Regions from separate parts of the Homo sapiens genome. Here region 1 is linked to region 2. A link is an interaction called in ENCODE POLR2A ChIA-PET data of the cell type or tissue named here. Cell type or tissue: CD4-positive, alpha-beta T cell. All regions are shown on one strand. Each heading gives the region's core, and the rest is flanking DNA. Links, peaks and the distances in the headings are about the cores only.

Region 1 (2,916 bases), core at 93-2,592, 190 kb after region 2:
TTACTGTTCCTAGGATTAAGCTACAGATTACTCATGATGTGCTTATTTCTACAGCATTATGAATTCCCTGGTCATTGTTCTCTTCTTATCTGGAATGGTAGCTATGATTATGTTACGGACACTGCACAAAGATATTGCTAGATATAATCAGATGGACTCTACGGTAAGTGGAAACATTTTAGTCTTTAGTCTGCCAAGGACACTGTTTATTGTTATTTTGCAAAAAGGTAAAATAATAGCTTTAGAATCTGCTTTTAAAACATTCTTCAAAAAACAAAAACAAAAACAAAAAAATTCTTCTCAAAAGTTATCTTGAATTCACATTTTCAAATAAGAAAGTGATACTTAAGAATTAATATTCTTGGCTGGGCGCGGTGGCTCACACCTGTAATCCCAGCACTTTGGGAGGCCGGGGTGGGCGGATCACCTGAGGTCAGGAGTTCAAGACCAGCCTGACCAACATGGTGAAACCCCATCTCTCCTAAAAACACAAAAATTAGCTGGGTGTGGTGGTGGGGACCTGTAGCCCCAGCTACCTCGGGAGGCTGAGGCAGGAGAATTGCTTGAACCCAGGAGGCGGAGGCTGCAGTGAGCCAAGATCGTGCCACTGCACTCCAGCCTGGCAACAGAGCAAGACTCTGTCTCAAAAAAAAAAAAAAAAAATAGAAATGGAGTCAGCACAGCCTTGGGAGCTGACCTGTTCACAGCCTCCTGTGTGGGAATGGACTGGTGCAGCGTGGGGTGTAGGTGCACAGTTACAACTCTGTAAGGTTTCTCCATCCCTGACACATACCTGTTTGTGAAACCACAAAGTTGAATGGAATAACTCCTAAGCAATTTTTATTTGTGTGGTTAATTTTTTAAAATTAATCTTAACAAATTTGTATCATTTCAACCTTTTGATATATTTAAAATAATTGCATGTTCCAGCCTCTTTAGTCTCAAACTTTTTAAGTTGCACAGTGTTACACATTTTCTACTCTTCATTTCATGGCAGCATAATAAAAGAATTTTCACAAGAATCACAGTAATTTGGAATGAATGCAAAAAACTCAGGTTTTTATTGTATTCTCTTCCCCCAGCTTCTTCAGCCTCCTGTCCCCCAACCTCTCTGACCTGTTCTGATTGGGGAAAATATATATGAATATTCATAAGCTTTTAACGTTTGTACTCTATAGTCTCTTTCCTATGATTTTTATTGATTTTATGTCTTATTAAATATTAAAATGATTTTAAAATACTCTGTTTATAATTGGCTGTTCCACATAATTGCTGTTAATGGAGTTTTATCTTAATTTGCACAGCGTTGCCATGTGGAACCAGGCCAGTGGTGACTCTGCTTCCACAACCCTGTCCTACTTCCCATCTCTTAGCACAGCAGTCAGAGTGAAACTGCTCAAACAGAAGTCAGATCATTTCACTCTTGAGCACGGCCCTCCAGGGACTTCTGTTCAGTCAGAGCAAGAGTCAGAGGCTTTACAGTGGCTTCTAAGGCCCCACGTTACCTCAGCACTCTGCTGCACCTGTGCCGGCTACCTTGCTGTTCCTCAGACCAGGCAGACATAGGTTTCCACCTCAGAGCCTTCACGAAGCTCACTGTTTTATCTGCTAAGAAGGTCTGCCCCTCATTTACATGGCTAGTTCCCTTACCTCCCTCCGATCTTTACAAAATGTGATCTTCCCATTGAACCCCTCCCAGCCATCACATATGTTACATCCTGTCCTGCACACACCCATACATCCTGTTTTTCTGTACAGCGCTTATTACCATCTAATGTACAGTATACTTTCCTGACTTATTTTGTTTATTGTCTGCCTTCCCAATGAGATCATGTACTCCTGAGAGTAGGAATTTTTCTGTTACACTCACTGTGGTATCTGGTGTTTTAAACAGAGCCGAGCTTATAGTTGGTGCTCAATGAATGTTTACATCCATGCTTACTGTATTAGCAAAGTAGCTAGAATATGAGAGCTAATGCCATTTGCTTATTGTGGAGATCATTAAGAGTAGGATGAAGAGGATAGAATGTGACTAAAAATCGTCATCAAGTCAGATCACAAAGCTTGACTTAGAGTAGAATTAGGTAGCAATCACATTGTCTTTGTAAAGTTTCTCAATAAGTATATTTGTAGACCTTAATGTCATAAATTTAAGAAACTGACATATAAGACAGTTCAGCAAAGCCATATTAAGCTCCATGAGTCAAGCTGTATTCTTCAAAATTGAAATAGGTACTAACATTTTTAAGTTTAAAAAAAACCTGTTTTCTGTAACAGCATATTCAACAGTGAACAAACTGTCTATAGTTGTCTTGTTGATACCATGAGACAATCGAACTGATTTCATTCCCCTTTTAGGAAGATGCCCAGGAAGAATTTGGCTGGAAACTTGTTCATGGTGATATATTCCGTCCTCCAAGAAAAGGGATGCTGCTATCAGTCTTTCTAGGATCCGGGACACAGATTTTAATTATGACCTTTGTGACTCTATGTAAGTGTTAACTGAAAATTTTCAAGTAGAAAATACTTTCTAAATACAGTAATTGCTTAAAAACCAGTTTTTCTGGCCGGGCATGGTGGCTCATGCCTGTAATCCTAGCACTTTGGGAGGCCAAGGCGGGTGGATGACAAGGTCAGGAGTTTGAGACCAGACTGGCCAATATAGTGAAACCCCGTCTTTCTACTAAAAATACAAAAACTGGGCATGGTGGCAGGTGCCTGTAATCCCAGCTACTTGTGGGGCTGAGGCAGTAGCTTGAACCTGGGAGGCGGAGGTTGTAGTGAACTGAGATTGCGCCACTGCACTCCAGCCTGGGTGACAGTGCAAGACTCCATCTCAAAAAAAAAAACAAAAAACACCACAGTTTTTCTAAGTGGGTAGGTAAGCCAGATTATTTCTGAGCATCCTTTAGGTTC
Region 2 (2,916 bases), core at 327-2,826:
TATATTAGTAATGCAACAAAGAGTAATATTAAAAGCTAATGATTCATGATGTTTATAATGATTGATAATGTCCATGATCATCTCTATATCTAATTTGTATTATGACTACTCTTACTCTATTTTCTTTTTTATACTGAAACAGTTGTGCCTTCAGTTTCTTACCTCGGCACCTAGGTAATCCTTCGCCCACAGTGAGAAGTGTCTTTTCACATGGATGACTGATGTCCAGGCTCTCCTGGATAGCCTCAGATGGGGGCTGGTTACCAGGGGAACTAATAAGTGATTAGAGGGTTGAGACTTTCAGCCCCACCCCCAACCTCTGTGATTAGGGAGAGGGGTTGAGTTGATCACCAATGGCCAGTGATATAATCAATTATATCTACATAATGAAGCTTCCATAAAACCCCCAAAGGACAGGGTTTAGAGAACTTCCAGATTGCTGAATGTGTGCTGGAGCAGGGTGCAGGGGGTGCCAGAGAGGGGCAGGGGCCATGCCCCATGCCTTGCCCTGTGCATCTCTTCCATCTGACTGTTCATCTGTATCCCTTGCAATATCCTTTCTAATAAATGGGTAGATGTCAGTGTTTCCCTGAGTTCTGTGAGCCATCCTAGCAAATTAACTGAACCCAAGGAGTGGACCACGGGAACCCTCATTTATAGCACGTTGGTTAGAACCGCAGGTTAGGTCTGGCGATTGCCATCTGAAGTAGGGGAGCAGTCTTGTGGGAGTGGGCCCTTAACCTGTGGGCTCTGATGTTATCTCCTGGGAGACAGTGTGGGGATTGAGTTAAATTATAGGACACCCTGCTGGTGTCCACTGGAGCACTGCTTGGGGTATGAAGCCCCCCAGCACATCTGGTGTCAGAATATTGTGTTGAGTCGTGTGTGAGTGTAGAAAGGAAGAAAACAGTGTTGTTTTTCTTCAGAGCCATGCTCACAATAGAAAGCAGCGTAATATAATGAAAAGAACAAGAATGGGCAGTTAGGGACTCAATCCTGGGTTGACAGGGACATCTATACACAATCTGTAGAATACTGTTGTCATTGGGGATAAAAAAAATTATACAAAATTACCTTAGGTACCAGAGGCTCTATCAGATATTAGTTATTATCATAGTATTGGGCATCTGTTTTTGTGGCTCTCAGGAAGTTTGAGAGAGTCCTAATTTAGGAGCCAACCTTGATAGTTATTACTCGTAAAAGCTTGTAACCTCTAGAGCAACAGTCAGCAGGTGATGGCCTGTGGGCCAAACTACCTGTTTTTGTACAATCTGAAGCTAGGAACAGGTTTTACATTTTAAATGGTTATATAGGTAACTACATAGTATCTTTGATCTCTTGCCTCTTTATCTTCCAAACCTAAAATGTTTACCACCTGGCCCTTTACAGAAAAATATTTGCCAGTCCCTGCTGTAGAAGGTTATATAGCCAGCAGCTTTCAAAGTAACCTTTTACCTGGAAATGTGAATTCTCTCTTAGTTCTGGTCATCTGTTATTTGTGGGAGCCAATCCTCTCTCTGTTGGCTGATGATGAGAATTCTGTTATATACCACAACACAAACTTGGGGATAAAACTTTCCATTAGGCATTTCTGTAAAATTTCCATCTATTTTAGAAGCAGAACTAAGGTGAAGCCCAGTGTGAATGAATCCTGCTTGTTGGTACAAGCCAAGTGGGACATTTGGCAGCAAAGCCCAGGAGTCCTTGGTGCTCTTCTTTTAACTGCCTCCTCATCTCATTGGGCTGCCCGGTGTTAACTGGTTGATTATCACCTCTGTGTTTTGCCTGCAAGGAAAGAAGCTACTGACACCCAGAGTGGCTCAGCGATACTCACACGTGCTTTCAGTTACTTTCGCAGCATTTGGTTAAAGTGAGTTTAGCTGCACATCCTCACTTGGTAACATTCTGTGGCTGTGAAAATTGTTTCTCTCTTTATCCTCCCCCAGCAACAGCCATTTGGTATCATCTGAGATGTGCACCAGGAGGCAGATCTGCCCTGTCAATCATGAGAGTTCCTATCATTAATCAAGTATTTTGAATTCAATAACTTTTTTTAGTGTTTTAAAAGTATTTACTGGTCCTTGATGTATTTTTTAGCAGCTGATGGAATTCACATACCATATAACTCACCCCCTCGAAGTGTACAGTTCGGTGGTTTTTAGTATTTTTTAATTGCACAAATACCGTAATTTGAGAACATTTTTCATCACCCCAAAAGAAACTGCGCCCCATTAGCAGTCATTCCCATCCGCCCTGTCCTAGGCAGCCACTTAATCTACTTTCTGTCTCTGTAGACTTGCTTATTCTGGACATTTTATAGAAATGGAAGCATATGTAGCTGATCTTTATGACTGGCTTCTTTCGCTGAGCTTCACGTTTCTGAGGTTGACGCATGTTGCAGCATGGTTGATTTTCCCTCTGTGGTTTAGATAGCAAGATCTGCCTAGTAGAGCTTTATGTGTGCAAGTGCCACTCCACCAGACCAGTTTCTGTCACTGCCCCTTCATCAGGCCAGCTTCCTTAGGAAGCTTCCTGTTGCCTCTTGGCCTCACCAGTGCTACCATTTTCATTACCGTCTATTCCGCAGAATACACGCAGTGCCAGGCTCTGGTGAGTCCCACAGTGACCAAGGCAGCACGATCCCTCCTCTCCCTGAGCTTAGAGTAGAAAGCGTCAGTTACAGTGAAATGTGATGGTCACTCTTCTGGGAGAAATGTGTAGTGCAGTCAGGAAGAGTCAAGAAATTGTGTCTGGAGGCAGCACCGTCGGAAACTCTCTACCTCCGTCTCCACCCCTGTGTCCGGGGTAGGGGCAGTGCACGTGTGTTGCAAAGGAGTCCACCAGGAATCCAAAGGGAGCGAATTCTCATGTGTCCCGAGCATCCTCAGAGACAGCAAGCTGGCACGTGGCACCCTC

Evidence for each region. ChIA-PET counts read pairs that join two places held together with the same protein. Peaks named below come from ENCODE experiments on the same cell type or tissue, not always from the same donor. Only the 100,000 strongest peaks of a DNase experiment are listed, where the experiment ranks them.
Region 1: POLR2A ChIA-PET joins it to region 2 with 5 read pairs; 2 of 35 experiments call an interaction of 5 or more read pairs at or near these places.

The regions. Positions count from the first base shown.
Region 1 is chr13:99,541,505-99,544,420 of GRCh38, forward strand. TM9SF2 (transmembrane 9 superfamily member 2) reads left to right here. Exons shown (of 17, transcript NM_004800.3): 9 at 55-163; 10 at 2,359-2,491. Among named protein-coding and RNA genes, the nearest start is that of LINC01039, 34 kb to the right of the region's middle. RefSeq lists a silencer at 1,327-1,396 and an enhancer at 1,747-1,806. In CD4-positive, alpha-beta T cell, for the core only: no CTCF peak of the experiment used is centred there; a DNase peak (open chromatin) is centred at 1,487; H3K4me3 peaks cover 794 bases; H3K27ac peaks cover 2,094 bases.
Region 2 is chr13:99,350,095-99,353,010 of GRCh38, forward strand. The region is part of intron 7 of UBAC2 (UBA domain containing 2); the gene reads left to right. FKSG29 (a long non-coding RNA gene) reads left to right here and starts at 1,326. Exons shown (of 1, transcript NR_024013.1): 1 at 1,326-1,933. RefSeq lists an enhancer at 1,701-1,790. In CD4-positive, alpha-beta T cell, for the core only: no CTCF peak of the experiment used is centred there; DNase peaks (open chromatin) are centred at 1,887 and 2,407; H3K27ac peaks cover 2,500 bases.